2 separate regions of the Homo sapiens genome follow, and region 1 is linked to region 2. The links are chromatin loops, found by intact Hi-C in ENCODE. Cell type or tissue: heart right ventricle. All regions are shown on one strand. Each heading gives the region's core, and the rest is flanking DNA. Links, peaks and the distances in the headings are about the cores only. Region 1 has its middle 7.9 kb from the start of RBP3. Region 2 has its middle 110 kb from the start of PTPN20.

Evidence for each region. Hi-C counts contacts between places; a loop is a spot of excess contacts. Peaks named below come from ENCODE experiments on the same cell type or tissue, not always from the same donor. Only the 100,000 strongest peaks of a DNase experiment are listed, where the experiment ranks them.
Region 1: a loop joins it to region 2, with 20 times the contacts of the local background. A loop is called at or near these places in 18 of 110 quality-filtered maps.

What each region holds. Positions count from the first base shown.
Region 1 is chr10:47,332,719-47,348,265 of GRCh38, forward strand. No RefSeq gene overlaps it. Among named protein-coding and RNA genes, the nearest start is that of RBP3, 7.9 kb to the right of the region's middle. RefSeq lists enhancers at 3,243-3,743, 9,812-10,474. In heart right ventricle, for the core only: CTCF peaks have their summits at 8,055 (motif pointing left) and 8,254; a DNase peak (open chromatin) is centred at 8,023; H3K27me3 peaks cover 633 bases.
Region 2 is chr10:47,017,193-47,032,739 of GRCh38, forward strand. No RefSeq gene overlaps it. Among named protein-coding and RNA genes, the nearest start is that of PTPN20, 110 kb to the left of the region's middle. In heart right ventricle, for the core only: a CTCF peak has its summit at 7,753 (motif pointing right); DNase peaks (open chromatin) are centred at 5,349, 5,809, 7,739, 8,639 and 1 weaker place.

The sequences.
Region 1 (15,547 bases), core at 4,487-12,486, 320 kb after region 2:
GGGGCTGGGTCACTTTCTGGATCAAAGTGAGAAAAATGAAGACAATGAAATATTGTTTGTAAAAGCCAAATACAGTTTCAGGAGTGTTCAAATATCTTCCTACTTTTTATGAAATAATAGAGACAGTAGGTAATAGGTTTGTGGGGTTTATTTTAATAATGTTCAGACTTGGCAAAATAAAATTGTGACAACTCTGCATTGATTTTCAAAATGATTATTTGAGACAGGGTCTCGCTCTGTTGCCCAGGCTGGAGTGCAGTAATCTTAGCTCACTATAACCTCTAATTTCTGGGCTCAAGCAATCCTCCCACCTCAGCCTCCCAAGAAGCTGGGACTACTACTACTACACAAATTCTGACCAGAGCCCAGAGATGGGAAGATGAGATTCACACAGATGCTAGTCGTACGCAGGCATTGGCACTGGCATGCTCTGAGCCCTCAGTGGAAGGCAGCTGCTCTTACTACTAACCAAAGGAATGAAGATCAGATCAACAAGAAGTTTCTATTAAAGAGCCTTCCAATACTCACACTCTCTGAAAAAGAAATCTTGACTCCAAGTCTGTATCTTAAAAATCAATATTTAATATGGAAAGATTCAGTATATTAATTAAATTAATTTAAAAAATAAGTTTAGCTTTAATTTAGTATAATTTGATGTTAACCGAACATTGCTTTTCATACTGAAAAACAGAAAACTATCTAAAATGACCAACAATAGGAGAATAATTGAATGAACTGTGGTTAGTTCCTTCCTCTTTCTTCCTGGACCTGATTTGGGGTAGGGTTACAGAGCATCCAATTTTTCTCCAGAAGTCACTGGGACACACAGCTGAGGGGCAGCAGGAGATAGAAAGAAAACAAGACTGTGTGTGTCTTCAGTCACCCCAGATACCAGCCTCTTTGCCTCAAACAACACAGGTTTGAATTGAAGCAGAGCCTGACCAGGAATGACAGCTCCCTCACCCATACCCGCCCTAGACACGTAGCTGGATATACATGTCCACGTGGACACACCACACACTACACGTGGACACGTCCACACATGGACACACCATATATAATTTAATATATTACATTATAACTTAATATATTCAATCTTTCCGTATTTCATACACTTTTTAAGATAGAGGCTCTGAGTTAAGATTCCTCTTTCAAAGAGTATGAGTATTGCAAGACTCTTTAACAGAAACTTCTCACTGATTACATACACATCACCTGTGTGCACACATGGACACATCACACATTAACACATGCATGCATGCATGTGTGCATGTATACATATGTGCACCACACATGTGCACACCCACACAGGCTCACACATGCATGCAACAGGACTTTCTGATGCATTAGGCAACTTCTGAAACTACTAAAAGGCTCAGAGGAAACACTCTCTTCTTGGGCAAACTGAGGCAGAAAGAAAGGAAGAGAAGAAACTGTGTCTGAGGATGCTGTGGTTTACATTCAGGGCCAAAGTCAGAAGTAGAAGAGAGAATTTGCATCAGAGTGTTGTCTATGTGTGTGCTTAGCCTTATTTATAATTATGGAAAAGCAAATGGAAATGATAACAAGATTCCGTTCTATATTCATTAGAGTTGCAAAAATGAAAGCATGTAACAATACAGCATATTGGCACTGGTAAGGGGAGGAATGAGCACTATCATCAGTGGCTGGTGGGACTGTCATGGCTTCAGTCATCCTGGAGGACAATTCAGCAGCATCAAATAGAGATGAAACACTTAGAAACTCCATTTATTTACGCCCGTTCTGGAGACATGCTTGCACATGAGCAAACAGGCACTTCAGAGAGAAGCACTGGAGCATCACTTGCAATCATGAAAGGCTGGCCATGGCCTCATAGTGGGTGCTGAGCACCTGCCCAGATCAGGACCCCTTCCCCTGGAATTGCCTTCAATAGCCTATAGGGAGCAACTTGCCCAGGTCTCATCTCGTCCCTGAGGACAATCTCCATCCGAGAATGGCATAGGGGGCATGAAGGCTTGGCTCTGGCTTCAATTTGGGGTGACTTTGAAGAGACAACCCCACTCCCCTTGGAATTGGCTGAGGTCCATGGCAGCTGCATCACTCTCAAACTTTCCTTCTCTCTGTGCAGTCCAAGGCCCTCCCCTTCTGACAAGTGCAGCTCCCTAGGGTGCCACCGGCATGCTTCCTGCAGCCAGTCCCATCTCTGTCTGTTTCACTGGAAACCCGAACTGTGACAGACCAAATATCCATCAGTCAGTGAAGAACTGACTAAAGAGTGATACATGGCTATGGTGACATAATGTAGAGCCATTAAAAATCATCCTAGTTGATGCACACCCACATGACTACATATCAAAAATATAGTGCTGAGCAAAACGAGCATGTTGCGGAGTGGCATGTGATATCTGGCACATACATAAAAACCCACAGAGCATCTGTGTTCCAAGGATATGCTTATATATAAGGAAGTAGTTCATAAAAGGACCAGAAAGACACACAGCAAATGGCAGGAAGAAGAATGTCAAAAAGACATGTCACTTAATTGATAATGGTCTTTTTTTCTTCTGTGATTTTGTAAAATCCATACATGGAAAAAAGAATGGAAGTGAATGAGTTGGTGTTGAGAGTAGGTGGTTCTGGGTGACTTTGTCCCCCCATTGCACTGACATCTTCATGCCTGATGTCTCTTACTGACCTGTTAGCTCTTAGGAGAGTGTGTAGGCAGAAAGCTAGGGAAGAGAGGTCTCAAAGTCCATCTGCATTCCCAGTCTCCTGGTGTTCTGAACTTGAGCATTGACATTTCTCCTCGGTTGGTGGGGGGTGACATCCCTAGTACTAAGGGCATTTGGAGGTCTCAGCATCAGTAAAATGAAGCTGACCCTGGAAATGACTCTTGGAAGCAACAGACTGTCCCCAGGCCAAACTGGACCGGGCACTCTGAGGCTCAGCAGTGGACACAAAATGAAGGGAGACCCAGCCCAAAAGACATGAAGCTGCAAACATTTTTCAAATCCCCGACAATGCCCGAGGTGTGACCACCTCATGTGAGCCAGGTGGGCAGTGTGTGAGCACTCAGTACCCCCACATCACACTCAAATCCTGGAGGCCATGCTGCAGCCCAACCTCTGGCACCTTTTGTGGTCATCTATGTTAGTGCTGGACCATTCTTCTTCCCTTCTCTGGACAATGCTCCCACTAGGCAGTATTTGGGCCACCTCTTCCTCTGGCTCAGTGACCATCATCCTAGTTTGCCTGGCATGGTTCTGGTTAACGCCTGTTGTTCCTGTGTAACTAGTACTAGGGTACTGGACGATGTTATGCAGTATCCCCAGTCAGGGGCAGCTCAGGAGCCAATAGCAGAGGCCAACTGGAAACAGCAGGGTGGCTGTCAGGGCGCGGAGGGAGGGTTGGCCCTGCCTGTGTTCAAATCCTGACCAGGTCACATACTGGCTGCATGGTCACAGCCAGGAGACATGGATCACTGGGTCCTTGCTCATCATCCACAAAGTGCCACATACACAAATGTTTCCCAGGTTCTCGGGAAGCCTGCACTTCTGTCCTTGCCTGCTTCTCTTTGTGTGTAATGCTCAGGAAAACATTTGAGCCACGGCGTTCTCTGTCACCTGAAACCTTCATTTGTTCCTCATTCTTTTTTTCCTTCCTCTCTTCATTGTCTTTCCCACACTCTCCTAGTGCCATTGGCCTTTCTAGTCATACCTGAGTTGGAAGTTGCCGCGCGCACACCCCCAGGCCCTCCGTCTGCCAGGCAGCCACAGCCTCCCGAAGACAAGCCAAGTGCCCGCGGCTCTCAGGGAAAAGATCCTAATGCCTGTTTATTGCTGGAGTTCAGACACACGCATACGTCTGATGGGCTTAGGGGAAACAGCAGGAAGAAACACAAACAGAGAGGCCACGTCATGGAAGAACTTTCCTAAACGAGGATGGCACCCCACATTGCTGTGACTAAGAGTTCAGGCACAGTGAGAGGAGGAATGTATGCTTTAGAGAAACTCTAGTCATTCACACAATGTGTGTGTCTGCCATCAATGAGATGGTATTTTTTCCTGGAACCTACTTGGAGTTCTGAGAATTCAAGTGCTCCCTAAGCCTGGACTGTTCTCAGAACAGAGAGGCTTAATATGGGCATAAGAACGGAGTGCCTTGAGGAGCCAGCTTCCGGTCCAAGTGTCGTTTTTATCCTTGAGCTTCATGAGATGTCATTGACAAATAAAATTGCATATACTTACAGTATACGATGTGATGTTTGTGTATACACTGCAAAATGATTGAATCAAGCTAATTAACATATCCATCACCCTACATGCTTTGTGGTGAAAATGTTTAAGATCTACTCTCTTATGATTTTCAAGTATACAGTACAGCATTATTAACCACAGTCACTAGGCTACACAGAAGATTTCTGGAATTTATGTATCCTTTGTACCCTTTGACCAACATTTTCCCATTTCCCTTTCCTGACTCCTCGCCCAGCACGTGATAATCCAGTTTATGTTTAGACTGACTGTGCTTCTGGAGAAATCTTTTAACCTCTCCGAGCCTCAGATTCTTCTCCTAAAAAACGGCAACCATACTACCTGTGATGACTGATTTTATGTCAACTTGACTATCCGATGGTGCCAAACTGTTTGGTGCAGCACTAGTTGAGATGCTGCTGGGAAAGTATTTAGTGGATGTGATACACTTTTGCTACCAGTAGCCTGTACGTGAAGCAGATTATCCGCCATAATGTGGGTGGGTCTCATCTAATCAGTTCAAGGCCTGATGAGCAGTTTCCTGAGGAAGAAGCAATCAGCCTCAAGACTACAACAGAGAAACCCTGTCTGAGTTACCAGCCAGCTGCCTGCCCTGTCAAATTTGGTCTCAAGACTACAGCATCGACTCTTGCCTGAATTTGCAGTCTGCTGGGGCTTGCACAACAGATTTCAGACTTTCCAGCTCCCACAATCACATGAACCTATTATTTAAAATAAACATCTCCATTTTACATCTCCCCATAAGACTCCTTAAAGCGGGGATGTAAAAGGGAGATGTTTATTTTAAAGAATAGGCTCATGATATCTCTGGATTGTAATGATTAAATGAGAACATGGTGTACAACTGCATTTCCATATGCAAAAGAATAAATTTGCTTCCTTACCTCATAGCATAATCAAAACTTAACTCAAAATGGATCAAGGACCTAAAAATAAGAGCTAAAACTCTTAGAAGAAAACATAGGGGTAAGTCTTTATGAGCCTGGCTTTGGAAAAAGATTCCTAGATATGACATCAAGAGCAATGAAGGCAAAATTAGATAAACTGGACTTCATCAAAATGAAAACATTTTGTGCTTCAAAGGACATCTTCAAGAAAGTGAAAGATTAATCCACAGAGTGAGAGAGAATACTTGCTAATTACGTATATGATAGGGGACTTGAATCTAGCATATATAAAAAACTCTTACAACTCAATAATAAAATGATAAATAACCTAATTTTTAAAATAAGCAAATCATCTAAATAGACATTTCTGCAAGGAAGATACACAAATGGCCAATAAGCACATGAAAAGATGCCCAACTTCATTAGTCATCAGGCAGTGCAGATCAATGCTGTAATGAGATACCCCTTCACACCCACTGGGATGGCTATGATCAAAAAGTTGGATAATAATTGTTTTCAAGGTTGTGGAGAAATCAGAACTCACACATTGCTGGTGGGAGTGCAAAATTATACAGTCTCTTTGGAAAACTGGCAGTTCCTCAAAAAGTTAAACATAGAGTTACCATATGACCCAACAATCCCATGCCTAGGCATGTATCCAAGAGAAATGAAAATGTATGTTCACACAAAAACTTATACAGACATTTTTATAGCAGAATTATTCATAATAGCCAAAAGGTGGAAAAAAAACAAATTTGTATCAGTTAATGAATGAATAAACAAAATGTGGCATATGCATAGAATGGAATATTATTCAACCATAAAAAGGAGTGAACTTGAGTCCAGGAGGTGGAGACTGTAGTGAGCCATGGATGAACCTGCAACATTGATGAACCTTGAATACATTTTGCTAAATGAAATAAGCCAGTCACAAAAAGTCACATATTATACGATCCTATTCACGTGAAAAATTCCAGAACAGGAAAATCTATAGAAATCGAAAGTAGATGAGTAGTTTCTTAGAGCTGGGAGGCAGGGATGCGGGTGTGGATAGTGGGTAAGAGCTGAAGGTTACAGGGTTTTATTTTGAGGTGATGAAAATGTTCTAATATTATTGATTTTGGTAATGGTCATAAATTTCTGTGAATACTAAAAATCATTGAATTATATACTTTAAATGGGTGAATTGTATCTCAAGAAAATCATTTTAAAAAAAAGATTAAACGAGACAATCTTCATGACAGGGTACAAACAGAAGCGGTAAGTATTTTCCAAAGCCATTCTGCCTTTGTCCCAGCTACTTCTTCCCTTTTATGAGTCAAAGCATCTCCTCCAATTCCTCACTGTTAGGCTGTCCTCAGATGACAGAATCCAGGCTTTTCTTCTCAGAGACAGATCCACCGGTGGGGAAACAGATGCCCCTGTAGACCAAGTCCTCTCTGCAGCAAGGCTCAGGACACACAAGCCCAGGTTTCCAAAGCACAGGACTGTCAGGGCAGCGCCCGGCACAGGGCTTCGTGGATGTGGTGCTCCACTGAGATACCTACCTCAGCATCCCTGCTCAGCTTCTAGAAAGTGCCTAGGGTGCTGATGAAGGAGGACACTCAGGGAGGAAGATGACTCCTGTGAGTGCCTGCTAGGGACCTCCTTGCCTTAGACCACCCCGAGCCCCTGGACCAACATTCCCACTTCCTTGAATCAGTTCCACATCAGATACCTTAGGCAAGAGAGAGAGAAGGCTGCCTCCTGCTGCCTGGCCACACTTCGCACCCCCTGCTCCCTGCATACTCCGCCTTGCCCAGAAGTTGGTCCTCATGTTGAGCCCACATCCAGATGAGTGGACCCAGCCTCGCTCCCTGGACTTTAAGCCAGCCCTGGGCCCTGAGCCCTCCCTGCTCTCAGGCCTCCCCGGTGAACCCTGCTTCCCAAACCCTGCAATGTCCTGCTGTCAGATTCCCAAGGCTGTGTTCCACTAACGACTCCCAAGCCCCCTGTGTCATCCCACCTAATGGCCTGGATTCCTGAAGGGCGCCCGGGCTGCTCTGCCTGTTGGGTTCAGGCTTCACCCCTGCATCTGTCAGTGCGGGGTCCATCTCCTCCGTCTCCTCTAGACTAATGCCCTGCAGTTACTGGAGACACAGCCTTGCCACAGCCACAGGGGTCCTAGTCCCTGCTGGAGCCTCTCTCCCCACCCCACCTCCTGCCACAAGTCCGTGCCTGGGATTACGACACAAACAGGAACCAAAGCTCAGGGCAGTGTGTGTGGGATCCTCTCTCCCTTTAGCAGGTCCATGTCTCCTCAGCTCTGTGCTCTTGAGCAAGTTCTGTGCTCTCCCTGAGCCCCAGCTTTCTCATCCCCAAAGCAGAAGGAGCAGTGGCTTAGGAGAAATGGCCTGGGTGGGGAGTGATGAAGGCATCATCCATAAACACGGCACATGCCCTGCAGATTCAGACAGCAGGGACCCGACTCCGATCCTGGGTCGCTAGCCTTGTGGTCTTACCTTCCTGTTAAACAGTGTCATTCATGCATTCTCTCCAGATGCAAATTGCTTCCTCATTTCTTTGTGCAAATCAAGCCTTCCAAACAGCCTAAGGCCCCACCCTCCTGTGTTCAGTCTCTAGGATATCTCTGGCTGAAATGTACTCTGTCTGAAAACTTGAACTTCTGTCCTCACTGCACAGAAAAGGTGTCGCGCAGGGAAGGGCAGGACAGCCATGTGCTTCCGAGGGGCTTCCATCCTGCAGAGAAGGGGCTTCTATCCTTCCACCCAACCACTGTGTGGGTGATGAGCCCCTGGCTGATGGGAACTTGGTCACTATTCTGAACCCATTACACACCTCAGAACTCATCCAGGTTCAAAGGCCCTAGGCTCTGCTGCCTGACACACAGCACCCCCTGGAGGCAGCAGTGGGTAATGCACCCTCATGATTCCAGCTCCTGCTGGAATCACTGACATCAGGCAAGTGATGTCATCTTTGAGGCTGTGAATACTTTCTAATATAGATCATTAACAGCTGGAATAATCTATGTTCTGATACTTCAGTTATCGTTTTCCTCTGATGACACAAAACTGTGAAATGCTCAGTCGAAAAGTAGGAATAAGGTATAAGCCCAACCAGCCCTCCTTTCATGCTTAGCGCAATACTTCTCAGCCCCTCAAGTACTTGAAATAATATCAATTCCATACAAACTTTTCCCAGCAAATAGAAAGGGGGAGGAATAGGAAGAGAAAAAATTACTTTCCAACACTTTTATGAGGTAGACGTTACCTAGATACCAAAACCAAAAGAAAAGAAAACTTGAGAGCGATATTCCTTATAACCATGCAAAAGCCCTCAACAGAATACCAGTACATTAAATCCAGGAACATATTCAAAGGCTAATACATCATGAACAAGTGAGATTTAACCCATAAATGAGTGGCTGGTTCGAGATTAGAAAACCAGTCAATATGATTAACTATGTTAACAAACTAAAGAAGAAAAAACATCATGTTAGTAGATGCATCTGACGATATTCAAAACTCATTCACGATTTTTAAAAAATTCTCAAATTACTAGGAATAGAAAAGAATTTTCAACTGATAAAGGGCATCTACCAAAAAAAAATCTACAGCTAACTTTATATTTAATGGTAAACTGGATGTTTTCCCCCTAAGATCACGAACAAGGCACTGGAGACCCTAGCAAGAGCAATAAGGCAAGAGTAAAAAATAGCATCCTCGTGGCAGGCACCCGTAGTCCCAGCTACTCCGGAGGCTGAGGCAGGAGAATGGCGTGAACCCGGGAGGCGGAGCTTGCAGTGAGCCGAGATCACGCCACTGCACTCGAGCCTGGGCAACAGAGCGAGACTCTGTCTCAAAAAAAGAAGAAAAAAAAATAGCATCCTTAAGTTGTCAATCAAGAAATGCAACATGAACACCCCTTTAGAAAATTCCAAGGAATCTTCCAAATGTATACTAGAATAAATGAAGGAGTTTAGCAAGTTGTAAAATATATGATCAAAACATAATGAATAACTGGACATTAAAATTTAAAGAAAAAAGTGCCATTTACAATAGCACCAAAAAAAAAAAACCCCACAAAATACATGGGTATAAACCTAGCAAAATATTTGCATGATCTATATAGTGAAACCACACAACACTGATAAATAAATCAAAGAAGGCCTAAATAAGTAAAGAGATATAACGTATTCATGGGTTGGAAGACTCAGTATTGTTAAGAGGTAAATTGTCTGCAAACTCATCTATGCATTCAATTCAATCCCAATCAATAATCTGATTGTAAAGTCAATGATTTGAATCAAAAATGTATATGGATAATCAAAGGAACTAGAATAGCCAAAATAATTTTGATAAACAATAACAAAGTTGGTAGACTCAGATTACATAATTTCAAGACATATTATAAACTGTAGTAAACAAGAGAGTGTGATGTGGGTAGAAAACAGACAAATAGATGAACGCAGTGGAATAGACTGTGTAGAAATAGGCCCACACAGATGCGATCAATTGCTTTTTTATCAAGATGCCAATACAATTCGCTAGAACAAGGAAAGTCTTTTCAACAACTAGCGTGGGCTCAACTGGATATCTAATTAACTGAAAATACATCATAGACTCACGTGAAACCTAATACTGTAGAAATTCTAGAACAAAATACTAAAGGAAAGGTTTTGTGGCCTTGAGATCAGCAAAGATTTCTTAGCTGTGTCACTAAAAGCATGAATCGTAAAGGGAAAAAATGATAAATTTGGACTCATCAAAGAAAAACTTTCAATCTTCAAAAGACACAGTTGACAACATGAAAAGACAAGGCATGGACTAGAAGAAAATATTTGCAACACATATATCAGGCAAAAGTCTTACATCCAGAACATAAAAATAACTTTTACTTTATCAATAATAAGACAAACAACTGCCTCCCTTCCCCAACAAATGAGCAAAAGATTTGAACATCGATTTCACCATAGAAGACATACAAGTGGCCAATGAATACATAATAAGATGCTCAACGCCATTAATTGTTAAGCAAATACAAATTAAAATCACAATGAGATGCCACAACATACCTATTTGAATGGCTAAAATTTAACTGTCTCTCCTTACCAATTGTTGCCACTAATGTGGAGGAACTGGTAGTCTCTTGCTGCTGGTAGAAATTTAAATTTTGGAAAACAGTTGAGTCATTTCTTAAAATGTTAAATATACATTCCTATCCTAGGTATTATATTACTCCAGCAAAAAGAAAGACACACATCCACACGAAGACTTGCACTCAAATATCCATATCAGCTTTCTTTTTTTTTTTTTTTTAACAGTCGCGCTCTGTAGTCCAGGCTGGAGTGCAGTAGCACAATGTTGGCTCACTGCAACCTCTGCCTCCTGGGTTCAAGCAATTCTCCTGCCTCAGCCTCCCAAGTAGCTGGGATTACAGGCATCCGCCACCATGCCTAGCTAATTTTTGTATTCTTAGTAGAGACTGGGTTTCACCTTGTCTGTCAGGCTGGTCTCGAACTCCTGAACTCAGGTGATCTGCCCACCTCAGCCTCCCAAAGTGCTGGGATTACAGCCGAGAGCCACCACACCTGGCTCATGTCAGCTTTCTTTGTAATATTCATCACTGGAAGCAACCTGAAGGGCTATCGACAGGTGCATGGATAACAAATTGTGGTCCATCTGTGCAATGGAAGGCTACTCAGCAAACAAAATAAATGAACTATTGGTACACTCAACAATATGGGTGAATCCCACAATCATTATGCTGGGCAAAAGAAAACAGATAAAAAAAGGGTATCATTTCTTTTATAGCAAATTCTAGAAGCTACAAGCTAATCTATAGTGTTGGCAGCAAGTAAATCCATGTTTGTCTGGATATGGGAATGCAGAGGGGACTGGGGAGCAAAGGGGCACCAGGAAAACTTGAGGGCGACAGCAATATATGTTGCCCAGGTGGCGGTGAGAATTTCGGGGGGGTATGCATGTGTCAAAACTGACTAAATGATACACTTCAAATAGGTTCATTATATGTTAATTATACATCAATTAAGTAGTGAAAAAAGGACGTACTTATTAGATAATTTAAAAGGTACTGAAAAAATACAATACAGGAAACAAACAAGTGTATATGCCCTTTGACTCAGCAAGCCCAAGTTTGGGAATTTATCCACAAACAAAAAAGCACCTTAGGCCCTTAAGAACGCGTTTTCAAAAACATTTATCGCAATATCGCTGAAACAATATTGAAGTAAAAACAGAAAAAGCTTAAAATATGCCTCACAAAGGGTCAGTAAATCATCAAGAACTACTACAGGATGAGTATCCATTATCTGAAAGTTTTGGAGAAAGAAGTGTTTTAGATTTCAGATTCTTTTTGGATTTTGGAATATCTGTATGTACATAATGAGATATCCTGGGAGTGGGACTCTAGTCTAAACACAGTATTTATGCCTCATGTATGCCTTATACGCATAGCCTAAAGGTAACTATATCAATATTTTAAATAATTTTTTGCATGAAACAAAGTTGGTGTTAAGTACTTATGTGTGAAATTTTTCACTTGTGGTGTTGTGTCGGTGCTCAAAAAGTTTCAGGTTTTGGAGCATTTCAGATTTCAGATTTTTAGATTAGGGATCCCCAGACTACATGTAGCCATTAAAAGGATGAGTTTAATGAGTATACTTCAACTGGGAAGGATGTTTGTGTTGTATGTTTAAGTGAGTAAAACAAAATGCAAATTATCATCTATGCTAATAAACGGCTGACAATAGGATGGACAAATGGATGGGGTGCCCATAGATGTGTGGATGGATCTCTCCTATATGTGCACCTCCCTGCGTGTACACAGACACAGGTGACAATGGCTAGACATTCAATGCTGATTATTTGTTACTAAAGGAGGCTGGATTTTAAAAGCTTTGGAAAAGGTTTGTTTGCACATTTCTACAAAAATGAGTATGTTTTACTCCTCTGATTTAAGAAAAAAGTAAAATGAAAATACATAAAATGAATAAAAAGTCAAGGTTCAATTTGCTTTGAAGTGCATTTAAAAATGTGTTGGTTTGCAGGGGAGAGGAGGCTTGCAGGGTAGAAGAGGCTAGTGAGGCGGAGCTGAGATGAGAAAGGGGTAATAAAATGTCTGTGGTAGAATCTAGGGAGGCAGCCATTAAACTAAGGTGGCTCTAACGCCCTGATTTCCTACAAGAGCAAATTGAAATCTAACTCAGACTCATTTACTGTAAGCAGCTAATTTAAAAGAAACCGAAGCTTAAGTCCAGCCAACCACTGATGGCCAACTGGACATCAGTTGCATGGTCTCGAACTTTCCACTAGGATGTCCCAAATCATGCAAGGGCCGAAACGCTAAGCAACCAAAGCATCTGTAATATTTATTCCACTTCTGCCTTCACCCTGTGGAAGCCTCCCCTTGTGCTCCCTTGCAGAGCCCCAAACTGCCTCTTGTGGGGAGCTACCAGATTCATGAATCGCTATCTGCTCGGATAAGTTCTTTAAAATGTGAACATGTCAAAGCATTTCTTTAAATGATGGCATATAGATATTTGCTGTACCACTTGAACATTTCCATTATAAAACATCGAGGGGAAAACTAACATAAAACAATAGACAGACGAGGGCTTTGGCCACTGAAAAGACAACATCTGTGATGCAATAGGCAAGACGCTCCTTCCTGTACTGCCCAGCTCCGCTTGCTCCCTGACCATCCCTGCAGCAGCCCTGATGTGTCATTGTCCCCCTCTTAACCTGCGCTGCAGGTGCTGCAGGGCTGGGCTCTGGAGCCTGGGTCTGGTCATTTCTCCTTAGATATGTAGAGGCCCAGGAAAGGTTTGGAGCCTAAGAAGCCCTAGGACTCCAGGTCTCCAGGGCAGCCCCAGCCTCTTGGAATGACTTTCCCTAATACCACAGGGGTGTTCTAATCCCAGGCAGACCCAAGCTGCCCCTCACCAACTCCTACGTCCTCAACTTCCTTTCATAACTTCTAGGATGGAAACACCTAATCCTCCAGCAATACTGAGGCTTTTCTCCTTATTCTGTTTTCCCTTTTGAAGAAGCCAAGGCTCAGAGCAGTCGAGTCACCTAATCATGGTCTCATGTCGCCTGATCAAGGTCTCATGTCACCTTATCAAGATCTCACCCACTCACCTATTCAGTTCTCACCAGTTCAGTTCAGGATGGCTTCTAAGCTACCCTGCACAGCTCTGCCCACAGGACATTTGTATAAGTGAGGGGGTGCAGGGCCTTCCAGCCCCCTCCAACTCCAAAACTCAGCCCCCAAGATCAAGTGGACTCTCTGAACCCACCCTGGCCCTACAGTTGTCAGGGTCTGGATGGGAAGATGTAGAGCTCTCGGCTTTCACTCTGGGGACTTACCCAGAACATATTCTCCTCATGAGCTAAGGAGGCTGGCTGCCATCTTCCTACATCCCCCCACGGCCTGGGGGCAAGGACACCCTGGCCCCCTGGAGTCTGGAGAACTCTGAGGACAGAACTTGCTCTTCCACCTGCTTGGGCCTTACCCACAGGAGAAGCACTGCTTCTCTACCCATGCCCCATCCAACTCAGGCACCCCAGGGACTTGCAACAGTCTGATTTTTTCTCACGTCCTTCTTAAGGCTCTGGGCTAGCCACACAAATCAAATCCCAGTGATAGGTCCAGACAATCCTATCCTGAAACTACATCTTAGTAAGACTCCAGGGAATCCTTTCCCCAAAGACAGTCTTACTCCTGTTCTCCCCCAAGCCCTTTCTGGGCCAGAAGCTTTGCCTGGACTCAAGCAATGGCAGACAAGTGCCCTCTGAGGACACGGAAGTGCATGCTCAGAACTGTGATTCTCCAAGTGGAGGCAGAGGAGAAGGCCCAGGCTTCCCAGCAGGGCTAAGGATATGCAAGGAGTGCATTCATCCGGAGGTGTTGGCAGCATCCCAGCCCCACCCCATTCTCATCGTAAATCAGGCTCACTTCCATTGGCTGCATACGGTGGAGTGATGTGACCATATGTCACTTGAGCATTACACAAATCCTAATGAGCTAAAAATATGTTTGTTTTAGCTAATTGACCTCTTTGGCCTTCATAAAGCAGTTGGTAAACATCCTCAGATAATGATTTCCAAAGAGCAGATTGTGGGTCTCAGCTGTGTAGAGAAAGCCCACGTCCCTGAGACCACCTTCTCCAGCTGCCTACTGAGGCACACAGGGGCGCCTGCCTGCTGCCCGCTCAGCCAAGGCGGTGTTGCTGGAGCCAGCTTGGGACAGCTCTCCCAACGCTCTGCCCTGGCCTTGCGACCACTCTCTGGGCCGTAGTTGTCTGTCTGTTAAGTGAGGAAAGTGCCCATCTCCAGAGGCATTCAGCGGCAAAGCAGGGCTTCCAGGTTCCGACCCCATAGCAGGACTTCTTGGATTTCTACAGCCAGTCAGTTGCAAGCAGCACCCACATTATTTCTATAAGAAGTGGCAGGAGCTGGGATCTGAAGAGTTCAGCAGTCTACCTTTCCCTGTTTCTTGTGCTTTATGCAGTCAGGAGGAATGATCTGGATTCCATGTGAAGCCTGGGACCACGGAGACCCAAGACTTCCTGCTTGATTCTCCCTGCGAACTGCAGGCTGTGGGCTGAGCCTTCAAGAAGCAGGAGTCCCCTCTAGCCATTAACTCTCAGAGCTAACCTCATTTGAATGGGAACACTAGTCCTGTGATGTCTGGAAGGTGGGCGCCTCTACACTCCACACCCTACATGGTGGTCCAGACACATCATTCCCAGCATTAGAAAGCTGTAGGGGGACCCGTTCTGTTCCCTGGAGGCATTAAAGGGACATAGAAATAAATCTCAAGCTCTGAGGCTGATGCCAGCCTCAGACTCAGCCTCTGCACTGTATGGGCCAATTGTAGCCCCAAGGACTTCTTCTTGCTGCACCCCCTATCTGTCCACACCTAAAACGATGGGCTTCTATTAGTTACAGAACTCTCTGGCCTGTTTTGTTTTGCTTTGCTTTGTTTTGTTTTGTTTTTTTGTTTTTTTGTTTTTTAGCTATGAAACAGAGGTAATATCTAATACAGATAACTTACCAGTAATGAGTGCTTCCTACTTACTGGGTACTGGGAAGAAGTGCTTTACACATATTTTCTCATTTAATCTACACAATAAGTAATTAAGACATTTCCCTGAGGCCACGGGAGAGACAGTGGCAGAACAGTTCTCCAAGGAGGACTTGCAAGTTAATAACTGGACTTTGCAAGGCTCTGGTGGAAACTGTCAGCTTGTAAAGGATGGAGCACAGTGTCTGGCATGTAGCAGGAACTAAAATAATGGCAGTGATTAATGTTATGATATGCAGACACAACACAGCAAGATAAGATGCAATGTACCTTCTGGGTCAAACCACCCTGGCC
Region 2 (15,547 bases), core at 3,420-11,419:
CACAGACCAACCAGTCCAGAGCTTACACCCTGAGTGACCCCCTCCAGGGGGCTCTCACTCATGATCACTACTCACCTGCCCTAATCACCCAGGGCCAGGTGCCAGACACCTGGGCAGCCCCTGTGCCCCAGACCCTCTCCTATTATTCAAATTAGCTCATCTTAGGCCTGTTTACCTTGCCTTGCCTGTTGCTTTTCACAGAAACCTCAATAAAGGCTCTTGCCCATAGATTCCCACTCTCCTTGACCCCGGACTAAACCCAGTGCTTCCCTGTTGGCCTCTGACTGGGGCACCACGCCTCCTGTTTCTAGGGACCTGTGCGGAGGCCTCTTCCTTCATGACAGTCATTTTAATCCCTGCATGTCTTACCACACCCGATTCAAACAAATCCCAAATATCCTTATGGCAAGCCTGGGGCTAGGATGATCAGGACAGTCCACTTGATGCCTGTTGACCTGCGTAATTATTAATGACACCTCCTTCACTTTCAAAAGTGTCCCAGTTCAAAATGCTTCAGGACATTGGTATGGGCAAAGATTGTTCCTAGGTAATACCTTAAAAGTGGCGAAACCTAAGCAAAAATGGACAAATGGGATCACATCAAGCTAAAAAAATTATACACAGCAAAGGAAACAATTAACAAAGCAAAGAGACAACCAACCTACAGAATGAGAGAAAATATTTGCAAAATATCCATCTGATAAGAGATTAATAACCAGAATAGGTAAGGAACTCAAACCACTCAATGGCTAATAATAATAATGATAATAATAATAATAATCCAATGAGAAAAATATCTGAATAGACATTTCTCAAAAGAAGACATACAAATGGCCAACAGATATATGAAAAAAATGCTAAACGTCACTAATCATCAGAGAAATGCAAATCAAAATAATGCAATATCATCTAGCCACAGTTAAAATAGCTGTTATCAAGAAGACAAAAAATAGCATGCTTGCATAGATGTGAAGAAAGGGGAACATTCTTACACTGTTGGTGGGAATGTAAGTTACTACAGTCATTATGGAAAACATCATGGCAGTTCCTCAAAAAACTAAAAATAGTACTGTATGACCCAGACATGCCACAGTTGGGTATCTACCCAAAAGAAAAGAAATTGGTATATCAAAGAGATATCTGCACTCCCACATTTATTGCAGCACTATTCACAATAGCCAAGATATGAAATCAACCTGTGTCCATCAATGGATGCATGAAGAAACTGCCATGCATATACACAATGGAATATTGTTCAGCCTTTAAAAAGAAGAAAACCCTGCCATTTGCAAAAGAAAGGATAAGCCTAGAAGACATACTAAGTAAAATAAGCCAGTCACAGAAGGACAAATACTGCATGATGTCACTTACATAAGGCATCTAAGATAGTCAAACTCATAGAAACAGTAGAATGGCAGCTGCTAGGGGCTGGCGGTGGGGAAGAAATGGGGAATTGTTTTTCAAGGTATAAAGTTTCTGTTATGCAAGATGAGTAAGTTCTGGAGATCTGCTGTACAGCATAGTACCTATGGTTAACAATACAGCATTGTGCATTTTAAAATACATTAAGAGGACAGAGTTCATGTTAAGTGTTCTTACAAAAAAAGTGACTTACAAAAAAGTACACAAATTTTTGGAGGTGATGAATATGTTTAGTTCCTTAGTTGTGGTGATGGTGTGTGCATATGTCCAAACTCATGAAGAGGTATACATGAAATGTGTGCAATTTTCTGTATATCAATTCTATCTCAATACAGCTAAAAAATAAAAATTTAAGAAGTTAGAAGACAGAAAAATGGAAGGAGGTCAGGAAGGAATCAGGAAGCTGAGAGATTTAGAGTCCAGAGGGAAATGTTTGTTTCAAAAAGAGGAAGGGTATTTCACAGAAAAAGACACACTGGGGTAAGATAAGAGACATTCTCAGGAGAAGGGGAGAGAAGGTGAGAATGTCATTATAGGATGAAATTCTCAATAAATTATAAAGTGAATTCATCTGGTACGAGTTTGGGACGTGGGGGTGGGTTTGTGGACTGGGGAAAAAGAAGGAGATTGGGAACAGCTGTTGGATGCTAGCAAGGGATGAAGAGCTGGGCTGTGCATCAGCCTGGGGGGCTCATGGAGGTTGCCTGGCTTGTCAAGGAGCCAAGGCACACAGTTGCACAGCTTCCCCTCCATGTCGCACTGGCCAGGAGATAGAGGAAGGCAGGTGGTGCCTTATCCATGGTTGGTTCCTGACAAGGCAGCCATAGAAAGGGGGACTCTGCAGGGGTTTGGTCTGTGTGTGAGGATAGAGCTGAAAATGGTTTCAGGAGGGACTTGCAGGATAAAAGAATGGGGTGTTCTTTATGGAAATAAAAAGCAGGTGAACCAGGCCTGGGGAGAGGTGGAAGGGGAGGCAGATTGTGGCCAATGACGGCAATGTCAGAGGGCTTGGCCTGGGAGCTGGTTTGATTCTTGAGGGATGAAGAAACCCAAGATGAGTATGTTTCTGTGTGTGGCTGAGAAGAGTGGAGTCAGAGGCCACCAGAGAGGGCCTGGGAGCAGGGTTTCAGCAGAGTCAGAGCATGGAGGTTGGCGTCGTCTCCCATTCTGGAGACAATGGCAGGGGGCAGAGAGAAGAGGGTGTTGAGAGTCTGGGCCCTCATCCTCTGAGAAGATGGAGCTTGGTGGGGGTGTGCTGTCAGTGAGTGGCATTATTTTCCAGTGATGTGGTGAACATACCACCGTGGAGTGGACACAGATAATGTGGTGGTGCTGTAGCACAGATAAGATGATTAGTAAGGAAATGGAGAGTCAAAACCACACGTTTCTTCTTGATATGATAAGTAAATACACAACCTTGCAATTATCAGACAGTTTTTTTTTTTAACAATCTGTTGCATATCTAGGCCAGTGCTTCTTTCTGAAGGGGATAACTTCAGTGGTGATAGAAGACAAAGATCACTGTCCTTAAAAACCTGGAAAGTAACTGCAGAGACATAAAGTAACTAGGAACCCTCTAGGTTTGCATTCAAAGCCTTCCATTCCGTGCTGAGGGCTCTGGGCCTCAGGCTTCTCATTTCAAAGATGGACATGGGAACTCCTGTGTTATCTGCGTTCTAGAGTGTGGCCAAGAACTGGGGTGAGGAGAGGAGGTGAAGGGGCGTCAGGCACACTCAGCCCCACCTGTACAGCAGTGTAAGCGTGCGCTGTAAGAGTGTGGCTGGGTTTCAGAAAAGGAAAGAGATGGGAAAGGCTGGGGTTACACAGGGAGAAGACTGAATAAATGGTGTGAAGAGTCTGGGGCTGGTTCTTTAGGAGGAAATTCTGGTATGAACAGAGAACCATTATTGTCCTAGAAATGAGGAAATTGAGAGAGAACAGATCATCAGAGTCCACCTAATTAAGGCTGGGCTTAGTCACCCTAACAGGAAGTCTGGGAGCCTGATCATTGGCGGCATCCCCTGGACTCAGAAACTCAGCCGGTCCAGCCCAGGAAGGCTCTGCCAGGCCATGGAGGCCCAGCTAGTGCACGCTCAGGCATTCCACTGTGGGCCCACACTCAGCCCTCAGCTATGGGTGGAAACACTACTCCCAAGGGCTGGCCCAGGGGCCTTGGCCAAGGCTGTAGACCCACGCTCCAGCCACGGCTTAAAGATCTACATGTCACCCCATTTACAAGGTCTGCAATGAAAAAAAGGAAGGACACTTTTGGAGAAGGAAGAGTCTGGAAACAAAAAGAACGGGATCGTATTAATTTTGTTATTCCTATGTAACAAATTACAAAGTTAGCAACTTAACTCATTTATCTCATGGTTCTGTAAGTCAGAGGTCCCGGTGGGCTCAACTGGGTTGTCCACCCAGAATCCCACAAGTGAAATTGAGTTGTTGGTAGGACTGCATTCTTTTCTGGACAATTTGGGGGAAAAATTGTTTCCAAGCTCATTCAGATTGTGGGCAGAATTCATGTCCTTGTGGTTGTTGGACTGAGGTCCTCACTTTCTTGCTGGCTGATATCTAAGGACCACCCCAGCTCCTAGAGGCTCCTCTCAGGGCCTGGCCCCATGGCCCCTCCGTCTCAGGAGAGGAGAACCTCCCTAGTGTACAAGCCCCTTTAAGCATCAAATCTCTCTGACTACCTCATCTCCCACCACCAGAAAAAAAATGTTCTACTCTTAAAGGTCTCCTGTGATTAGGTTAGACCCAAGCAGAAAATATCTCCTTAAGGCCAACTGACTGACTAGTAACCTTCATAACATTTGCAAAGTCTTTGCACGAAATAAGTAACATAATCTTGAGAGTGATAGATTTTCATACTCACATTTACTCACTCGAGGAAAATTATAAAAAAGACAAAAGTCATTAGGGGTCATCTGAGAATTCTACCCCTGCCGCAGGGCTAGAGATGAAATGCAGCGAGGACAGCCCTGAAAGGAATTTCCTGGAGGGGGCTGTCCCTGGGGGGAAGGGGATTTCAGTTTGGGGGTCTTTTCAAGGCCTCTGTTCCTCCCCTAATAAGCTCTTCAGACTAATACAGTGAGAATCAGGGAGGCAGCCATGGTTGGGAATCAAAAAGACCGTGGACTTGGAGATCATCTGAACTGTGTTCATCACTTCTTGCTGTATCAGTTACTTAAAATTACCCTGAAACCTAGCGGTTTAGAAAAACACATTTATTTAGCTCATGACATTGTAGTGTGGGTCGGGCTTCATGGGGATGGTTCCCCGTGGCATCACCTGGGCAACTCAAGGTGGGGTGGAGGGTCCGCTTTCAAGATGGCACACCGCATGGCTGTCAGCAGGGGGCCAAGCCAGGTTCTTCTCCTTGGGCCACTTGGGCACCCTCGGAGAAGGATGATTGGGTTCCAAGAGAACCCAGGTTTCTTACAGCCTGAGCCCAGAAACTGGCCCAGCATCATGTCCACAGTGTTTCTTTGGCCAAGCAGCCACAGAGCCTAGGCTCAAAGACAGGGCATAAACCCCACCCCTCAGTGGAAGGAAAGTCAAGGGATTCTGGGGCCACGTTTAAGACTGCCACCCTTGCTGTGTGACCTTGCCAAAAACTCTTGAGCCTTAGAGTCTGACTTTCGTCATCTAGAAAGTAGGAAGAACATCTTATCAGGGTTGCTGTTAGGGTGGCTCATGCGAGAATCCTGGTTTTAGAGCTTCGAAGGTGGAGGGGTCTCAGAGGTGAGGTCTTTGTACTTTCCCAGAGCAGGGGGCTGCTGTGCCTGACGGGAGGGAGAGCAGGAGAAGAGGGGCTTGGCCAGCCTCCCCTGGGAGACAGCAGCTCTGAAACTCCTCCCAGGGCCCACTCCCAGGAGTCAGGGTCCTGGGATCCACGCCATGGGACTGCAGATGGAGCTCACTGGGCTAGCCTGGGCAGCAGCCAGCGTTGTTGGGGTGGGAGGCTGCCTCTTGCCCCTTAGGAAGATGGAAGGAGTGTTAGGAGGTGCCTGGAGTGAGGCTAGGGAATCAGGAGCTGGCTAGGTGTGTCTCCCATAGATGTGGGTGGTGGCTAGGTGCCTCTTCCTGGACTCACTGTGCCAAAGGCAGGGCATCAGCTTTCCATCGGGGCTGTCAGCCCTGGCCTAGGGAGCACCCGCAGACTGTCTGAGTGCAGGTGCCCTGGCCTGTCCTGGAGAAGGGCCTGTTCCCACCAGGGAGGTCAGAGATCAACGAGCTTCTGTGGCTGGGAGTGATGGCCACACTCCAGCCCGGCATGGACGGAGCAAGCCCGAGCTGATGCCATCAGATCTGCTCTCCAGCCCTGCTGCTGGCGACCTCCTTCTCCAGCTGCCGGCGACCTCCTTCTCCAGCTGCCGTGGCTGGCAAGGGGGTGCTGTTTGTCAGACCCCAGCTGTGGGACGGAGCCTGACTTGGAGTTTTTCATCACATGAGGCTGGGTGAGCAGGATCCAAGCCTGCCTCTGAGTGTGGACAGGAAAAAGGGAACTTTTGTTGAGTCTCTCTTTGGTCCCAAGTACCGTGTTAAGCAAGCATGACCTGTGACCCAATCCCTACTTTATAGCAGGGAGTGTGGGGCTCAGAAGGGGACAGAAAAGGTCCATTGAGTTAGTTCTCTGTGGCGGTGTGACAAACTGCCCTCCCTTTGGTGGCTTCCAACAACAGTTATCCTCGCACGGTTCCTATGGGGCAGGGATTGGGGTGGCTTCGCTGGGTCTTCTGCCTCAGGGCGTCCCACACGCTCTCTTCACTCGGAGGCTCTGCTTCCAAGCACACTCAGGCAGTTGCTGGCAGATCACTTGCTGACTGTTGGCTGAGGCCAGGCTCAGTTCTCTGCTGCGTGGTCCTCTCCAGGCCACAGCCTGGCCACCGGCTTTCCCTGAAACAGGCAAGGGAGCAGGCAGGAGGCACCCAGGGCAGAACCCGAGGTTTTTTTTTTTGTAATCTAATCTTGGAAGTGGTGGCCGATGACTTCTGCCTTGTTCTGTTCATTAGAAACAAGGCACCAGGAGCAGCCTGCAGTCCAGGCACGGGTTCCACAGGAACACACCCAGGACATCTGGTGCAGAGCAGGGGTTTAACCACACTCTGAGCGCCTGTTGGTGCCGCGAACCCCACTCACCACAAACACACTCATACCACACACACCACACATTACACACCACACACCACACATTACACACACCACACATGCACGGCACACCACATATAACACACACATCTCACCACACATCACACATACCATGTACATGTACACACCATGCCATACACACCATGCACACATACACATCATGCCATACACACCATGCACACTTCACACTCCACACACTCCACACACCACACACACTCCACACCACAAACACCACATATTACACACACCACACATGCACACCACACCACACACACCGCACATATACCACAAACACACACCACACATTCATTCCACAAGTACTCCACACTCCACACACACACACCACACACACTATACCACACACTATACCACACACATCACACACACCACACACACTACACACCACACACACACATCACACCATACATCACCACACACAATCACACCATACATCACCACACACACCACATATACACACACAACCACACACACACATTTGTGCACACACAAACCACACAGTCACACACACACACCGTTGCTGGGAGGAGAAGGAGGAGGAGGACAGCATAGGTTAGACAATGGCTGCTGAGAATGCAGGTTCTGCTGTCACTTAGAAAATCATCTCGGGACCCTAAATAGAATTATGAGTCAAGTTGATTCCATTTCAAATAAAATCTAGTTCAAGAAGGAAGTTAAAGGATCCAGAAAAACCCTTTTTTATGATGGAATAGTCTGTGGAGCTTGTAGGAACCAGGCCGTACAGCTGCACAGCCTGGGGCTTGCAGTCTTGTGTTCTCTGGGTGGGCTTGGGCAAGCTCTTAACCTTTCAGTGCTACGGTGACACCTCCCTCATGGCTTGGAGCCTGGCATGCACTATCATGCCCTTAGCAAATGTGACCTCACCCCCTTTCCATTTCAGACTACCTGGCTGTCCTCACACAATCCCCAAATTGGCTTTTGGAAAGAGGAAGGATGCATGGTTTTATGGCTGCTGATGCTCAGCTCCAAGATAGGATCCAAGGGGTAAGAAGCTAGAAGACGTTTGTGTGCGGGTGAAGGTGTGGGTAGGGGCCTGAGGTGTGTGTTCACAGCTCTGTGCATGTGTATGTGCGCGTGTGTGAGGACAATCAATACCCTGAGTCATGGCACTATGCATGCCCACTAGGTGGCGTTGCCCACCTGCGCAGCAATCAGGACCCTGCCAGAGGCAGGTACTGGGAAGCAGGATCCCCTGACTCCCCAACTCACACGCTCAGCTGCTGAACCTGTGTCTCCTCCTCTGTTCTGGGTCAGAAGTTCATGGCTAACAGATGAGCCCCAGCTGGAAACCTCTGCCATCAGACCCACAACCTATTTGAGCATGGACTTAATATTATGCCTGACTCCCACTTCCCAGCACTGCACTTGTTAATTTCAGGGAGGAAAGGAAGGCTTCATCTGCTGCATGCAAAGCACTTGACACACATTATTGCTTTGGATCTTCACAACCACCTGTCAAGTGACAACACTGAAGCTCAGAGAGGTGAAGCACCTGCCCAGGGTCACACAGCAGGGAGGTGGAGCGAGCCAGGCCTAACTCCACAGCCTCTCACTTGCATAGCCTGCTGCCTGTGCCCTGCTCTCAGAGGCAGTCTGGTGGAGGAGGGTGTGTTGGGAACAGAGCAGGGAACGTGTGAGGGCCTCAGGACCAGAGACAGAGAGAAGACTGAAGCCAGATGGGGTGGGGCTTCTGCAGTCGGGGGCCTTTGCTCCCTCCCCTGTGTGGTGCGGCAGGGTGGCTGTAGGACTTTGCTAGCCCAGACCTGTGTGAACAGGGGCTCATCCGACCCTGTCCACATGAGGCTGTAGCCTGGTAGCCCACAGATGCACAGTCAGTGGCTGTGCCTTTCTTAGAGGCTGGTGCTTGTTGGGTGGCCAGAGCCTCCACCAGGCCCCATCCTCAGCTCTTTACTCATCCTTCCTGGCCCTTGCAGGAATCCAAGTCTGTGGTCTTTGGACAGGATGGACTCTGGGCCCCACCTCCTCTGGGATGACTCCCAGAAGCCTGGGAGAGAGGAGTCCAGGCTGGGTGGAGGCCTGTGAGCTCCAGTCACCCTTAGCTTCCTGAAGAGGGGCACGGAGGTCTGTCTGCCACTCTGGCCCCTCCTGGGGATGACAACTGCTACAGCTGGATAGGATCAAGTGCCCACAGGTGCTCCAGCGCTGACGGCAGATTCCCTGCAGGATCATGAGGCAGAGACCCCATCTGCCCTCTGCCTCCCTGCAGGAAATACTACAGAGAGCCAGAGCTACACTATTGCCTGCAAATGTCATCGACCCCCAAGGCCACCTCCGGTCACTGTGCCCATCTCCACATGGTTCTGCAGGGCAGCGTGGGTGGTGCATTCACTCAGGGTCCCTGGCCCCATCCAACCTGGTTTAATCCCAGCTCTGCCCCCAGCTGTGTGAGCCTAGGGTACTAACCCTCCTCGAGCCTGTTTCATCTTCTGTAAAATAGGGTTCATGAGAGTGACCGCCTCCCCTCCCGTGAAGAAGGTGAGGATTTGACAGGATTGGACCTGCAACCAGCACATACTGGCTCTGGCCTCCCTGACCCCTCACTCCCAGGGCCCAGCCCCTGTGACCTGAGCTCCTCATGGGGTCCAGCTGCCTCCATCCACACACATGAAGAAGGTCAGGGCCTCCCACTCACCATTCCCTTCTTGGAGTTCCCAGCGGGACTCTGCCGGAAGCCAGGAGCCCGGCCACTGCCCCTGAGTGCACAACCAGGCCTCACAGCAGTTTCCAGGACGGGCTGCTGCCCTGGGCCCTTGGGCTCTGGGGGGCGCTCGCCCACAAGGTGTTGGTGGGTGGAGAAAGTGGGGAGTTGGGCTCCTGGGCTATCCAGTGAGCCCTCTGCCCAGCCTTGGGCCTTCCTTCTGAGTACCCCACAGGGACCGGAGTGAGGATGTCAACTTGGATAGGAGGGGTGGGGAGGGGGAGGGCAGAGGGGATTCCTGCACTGAATGCCCACTGGTGCCAGTGGAAGCTGGGCGCCAGGCAGACAAGGGTCCCATCTCCTCGAAGCTTCACCCCACCAGAGGAGGGGGTCACTCATGGCCTCTTTCTTTGCAGAGAAGGGAATGGTGGCCACCCAGGGGTCATGGGGCTGGTCAGAAGCTGCCAGCCTGATGCCACACCTGCCAGGTTCTCCCCATCGACTGCGTCAGTACCCCAACACACTTGTGTTCACATTTTGAGGGTGTTCTGCCAAGGTGAGGCATGCCAGAGCCCTAGGAAGAAGCCAGGAGCCTCCCAGCCTCAGATGGAGCTTCAGATGCAGAGGTATTGGAGTGGGAAGGGAAGCACTTGGGGGGTTTGATGGGGCCCAGTGGGACAGGCTTGTCGCCCTGCACTTCTGGAAGCCTCCACAGTTGGCTAATCAGAAGAGCATGGCACAAGTCTCCACAAGCCAGGCAACCCGGATCCTGAGGCCAATGGGGAAGGGATAACCAGTGCCCACCCCAGCCAGGGCGTGGCAGAGGGGTGCACGGACCTGTGGGCCATGTGCTTCACAGGGCAGCCTCGCCCAGTCCTTGGAGAAGCCTGCTGGTGCGGCTGTCTTAGTCCCAACAAGGAACAGCACAGTGAGAGCGTTACAGATGCTGCCAGGCTTGCACCACCAATGTTTCATGGGATTGGCTTTTCTTTCCTGGGAAGCTGTGCCCTGGGGAGAGGGAGAGAGCCAGGGGTGGGAGGTCAGGGACAGGGCTGTACAGGAGACTTCTCCATCACAGCCCCAGCATGCCCTCCCCAGCAGCCATGGCATGGCTAGCCCCAAATCTGTGCCTCTTGCCCTGACTTCTGAGTTTCAGACATAGGTGTCCTCATGTCTGATGGCTACCCCTGCCCAGGCTCCCGTGTCCTCATCTTCAGCACGTCTGCAATGAAGCTGCCACTCCACACTCTTTCCTGCCCCCCTACCCTGCATCCACAAGGTCTCTCACAGCCCAGACAGAAGCCTGAAGCCCTTGCTCTGCCTACCCAGCCGGCTGGTCACCAAGTTAGTCCTGCTCTTAGGTCTCAGACACATGGAGGCTCCCCTTAACCCACCTGCTTCAGGCCCCCCCAGTTCCATTCAAGGACTATTTAGTGAGAGCTTTCCCAAGGCTGTACACTGTGATCCCCTGTATGACTCTCCACGTGGACAGCAAAACAGCCTTTCTTCATGGGCGCCACCCCTGCCCCACTCTCCTGTCACTTAGAAGATCGGGCAGGGTGCCCTAACACCACTCTCGGGGCCCCCACCTGCCTCTGCAGCCCCCCACCCAGCATCCCAGCAGCCTGGTGGCAGTATGGGAGCAGCATGACTCGGGGCAGGGTCTCCTCCTTTGGGTCTAGACACCTTCGGCAGTGGGAGGAGGAGTGGGGCCTGCAGACCGAGAGTGGTACCCTCACCCAGTAACCCTATGGGGTCACTCAGGAGAGAGGGGAGAGAAAATGGATGGAATGTTTATGTCCCCCCAAATTCGTATGCCGAAATCTTAATCCCCAGGGTAATGGGATTAGGATTGGGGCCTTTGGGAGGTGATTTAGGTCATGAAGGTGGAGCCCGCTGGAATGGGTTTAGTGCCTTATAAAAGGGACCCCCAGAATATTTCTTACCCACTTTCTGCCACATGAAAATGCTGAGAGAAGCCAGTGGTCTGTATCCCAGAGGAGGGCCCTCACCAGAGTTCTCCACACCTGAGTGGGATAAGGCAGGGAAGGGCATCAGAGAACCCAAGCACTTGATTACAGGACGGATGCTTTCGGCCCTGCCCACCTCTGACCTCCAGGGAGGCACAGGGGCTGAAGATTGCGTTCCGTCACATGGCCAGCGATTGCATCCATTATGTCTGTGTAATGAAACCCCAACAAAGCCCCTGGAACGGGCGGCTCAGGGAGCTTTCTGATGCTGAAACACATGGGTGTGCTGGAAGGGGAGCCCGGAGGGCATGGGCCCTGCCCCAGATCTGGCCCCAAGGACCTCTTCATGTGGCCATCTATCTGTAGCCTTTATCATAAACTGTAATAGTAGGGACAGCTCTTTTCTGAGTTTTGTGAGTTGTTCTAGCAAATTATCAAGGGGGCGGTCTGTGGGAGCCCCCAAATGTGTACTCTGCCAGGCAGAAGTGCAGGTGGCCTGGGGCCCCTGAGATTTGTGGCTGGCATCTTGAAGTGGGTGCAGTCTTGCAGGGCAGAGTCCCTAGCTTGTGGGGTCTGTGCTAGCTCCAGGCAGTTGTGTTAGAAATGAATTGAATTGTGGGTCCCCGGTTGGTGTCAAGAGAATTGTCACCCACCCCTTCTCTTAGCTCACCTCCTTCCTTCTCCGCTCCATGGCAGCATCTCCAGCTATAGGTGTGTAGTTCAGGTCCCACCCAGAGGCAAGGTGGCTTCCAGATCCTCACGGAAGAAGCAGGAAATTAAAGGGAAGCACACCCCTCTGGGGGTAGGAGGCAGGACCGCCTTGGGGAGAGGGCTAATGCTCAGGCCAGAGAGAAAAGGGCTGTATGGCACCGAAGGTCAGCTCCAGGTAACAGCCCCACAGCCTCTGTGCAGCCCCAGGGGAATAGGCCGTGCCTGGGGGATGGGGCCCAAAGTGCTGCCGTCTGGGGCTCAGTCAAGTGAGGATTGCCTGGAAACCTGGCTCAAGCCCCTCTTTCTCAGTGAGCACATCTGCATTTCAAGCAGTTCACCCTGTGGGGATGGGAAGCCAGGGTGGGATTGAGATGCCCAGGGCAGACAGAGCTGAAGGGCCCTCTCCAGGGGGAAGACAGAGCAGGCAATGGGCACAGGCCTCAGGGACACCCCTGAACCCCTTCATGAGGCACGCTAAGCTTAGTTCCTCACCCAGCAGAGAGGCCCGCATTGGCCAGGGCTCTGGAGAGTCTGTCTTAGTCGGCTTGAGCTTCAGAAACAAAGAATCACAGACTAGGGGGCTTAACTACAGAAAGTCGTTTTCCCACGGTTTCCCATATAGTTCCCACAGGGCTAGAAGTCCAAGATCAGGGTGTCGGCAGGGCTGGGTTCTCCTGAGGCCTCTCTCCCTGCCTTGCAGACGCCGCCTTCTGCCATGTCCTCACATGGTCCTCCCTCTGAGTGTCTGTGTCCTTGTCTCCTCTTCTTACACAGACACCAGTCATACTGGATTAGGGCCCATCCTAATGATTTCATTTTAACTCAGTCATGTCTTTAAAGACTCTATCTTCAAATACAGTCACATTCAGAGGTACTGGGGGTTGAGACTTCAACATCTGAATTTTTCGTTAACACAGTTTAGCCCCAAGAGAGCAGTGGATCTCAAGGACTCGGGGAGAACTCCCTTTCTGAAGGAGGGTTGGAATTTGCCCTTTCAGCCTGGTGGGCCTGAAGGGGAGAGTGATGTGGCCACAGACCGTCAGCTCCCCTGGATGTCCTGACCACCATGGGGTTTCCTAGTCCAGATACACTGAGAAGCAGGATCATGAGCACTACCCCGGCGAGTTCCACAGGGCCCAGGCCCTCGGTGGCTGATGCAGCGGACTGTGCTGGTCATCATGGCTGTGCTGGGCCCCAGGGGCTTCTTCATGCTAATCACGACTCTGGAAACTCACGGAGTCTCCACAGTTACGGTCTGGCTGGGCAGGCTGGCCTCACCCTCACCCCTTCTCTGCAGCCTCACAGGGCCCTTTCTGGGTCTTTCACACCCAGTGTTCCATTTTCCAAAGCTCCCCGCCCACGAGAAGGGACATGCTGTGTGCATTTGAGAGCTCAGATGCTTGCTGGCATCTGTCTGCTGTGCTCAGTGGTGGCCTGGGAACAGGACATGGTAGCAGGAATCAAGGCTGTTGGAAAATCACAAAAACATGTGTTTTGATGATGTTGTAAACTCTCCAGTCTATAAAGAAATCCAAATGATGTAACGGGAATGCATTCAGAGGTCCCAGGCCCAGGCCCTCCAATTCCCACCTCCGTGTCTGGGAAAGATGCTGACCCTTAGGGCGCACAGCAGGACCTGACCTCGAAGAGAAACTCACAGGGGTCCCCCAACCCTGATAAAAGCAACATGTAGCTTTGTCTTTTTTAACTTATTCAGAAATTCCACCCAAGATTACTCACATACGTGAGATCCAGTCAACAGAGTCCTAACGAGTGGCTGCAAAACTTTGGCTGGCCAGAGTGTATCCCACTCATTCATTCATTCATTCATTCATTCGGCTAGCATTTTTGGGTCCTTTCGAGCGCTTATTGAAGGTTTTAGTGGTGGTGCTGTCTCTCAAAGTGTGGCCATCAGGTTAGCAGCATCACCATCATATGAACTTGACATTGGAAATGCAGATTCTCAGGCTCCACCCCAAACTCACCTATCAGAAACCCTGAGGGGATCCCAGTGTTGTATGTGCCTGAACAAGCCCCTACAGTGATTTCGATGCACACTTAGGTTTGAGAGCCACTGCCCAGGGATGAGGATGGAGGACAAGGGAGTCCAAATACAAGGGTCAAAGTGAGAAAAAAGCAGTGTTGAATGTGCAGAAGAGAAAGGCTCCCAGGTCGGGGAGCAGGCCTGAGCCAGGTCACGTGGTTCTCCCTTGCTGTGTCAAGACATTTGAGTTCTTGAAATGTAGGGGGAGCCCTTGAGGGATTTAGAGCTGGAATGACACACCATGTTGGACCTTTATAAAGATCATCTTGAGACCTGTGCTAGGGAAGGACTGGCAGGGAGCCAGCTTAGAATCAGAAAGACAGTGAGGGCGCTGGTGCGGTAACAGCCTTGGCAAAAGATGAGAGCCTGAGCCAGGGAATGACAGTGGGCAAGGGAGTGGGCTGGGCTCAGGAAACCTCAGGCCAGTGCAGCCGCAATGCTGACTGATTGCTAGGGGTGGAGATGAGGGCCAGAGACACCTCAAATGATTCCCAGGTTTCTGGCGTGGGGACCGGCTGGTGGTGATGTCATTCTTTGGAGCAGGGGATGGAGGAGGAGTGAGTTTGGAGGGATCCATAATGAGTTCCATTTGGGACCTGAGTTTGAGCTGCCTGTAGAGCTTTCAGATTGCAATGGAGCCTGGAGCCAGGGGAGATGGGGCTGGGGATGTTGGGGAAGTGGGGGGACTCCCCTGGGAGCAGCAGGGAGGAGCAGACAGCAGGCCCAGGTGGGCCTCGAGTAAGCACAGCCCTCAGATCATTGCACTTCGCTGAGTCCACTCTGGCTTGAGGACAAGGATGCAAGAGAATCAGGGACATTGTGTGCAAAGCTCCTCACATGGTCAGACTTGGGTGGGGAGAGGGAAGGCCTTGGCTGGGTGTGAGTCAGAGCCACAGAAGATTCCAGAGGGCATTCTCTGACTCTCTGAGCCACTGTCTTCCATAGAGGCAGAACTGCCCGAATGGAGTGAAGCCTCCTCGGTGCTGCGCAGACCCCACCGAGGTCCTCTGAAGAGGTGCTGTGGCTGAGCAGGAAAAAGATGGGCCTGGAACCATGTCCAGAAGGGACTGCTCCATTTGAGGGGTGGGGAAGGGAGCATTTGCTTCCAGAGTGGCTCTGTAGCTCCCCGACAGAGACAGGAGGATGTCAGCAAGACTTAGAGGGGGCTTTCTGATCTCTGAGCTGTTGCTCATCACAAAACCCCTTCCTGGGGTGTCTTGGGGGAAGTTGGACTCCAACTTTTTTTTATTGAGACATAATAGTTGAACATATTTTAGGGGTATGTGTGATAATTTGAAATATTCATATAATGTGTAGATTAAATCAAGGTAATTGGGATTCTCATCACCTTAAACATTTGTCTTTTCTTTATGCTAGAAACATTCTAATTATTCTCTTCTAGTTACTTTGAAGTGTACAATAGATTTTTTTTTAACTATTGTCACCCTATTGATCTACTGAACATGAGGTCTTGTTTCTTTTATCTAACTGTATATTTGTACCCATCAATCAACCCCTCTTTATCCTTTGCTCTCCCTAACCTTCCTG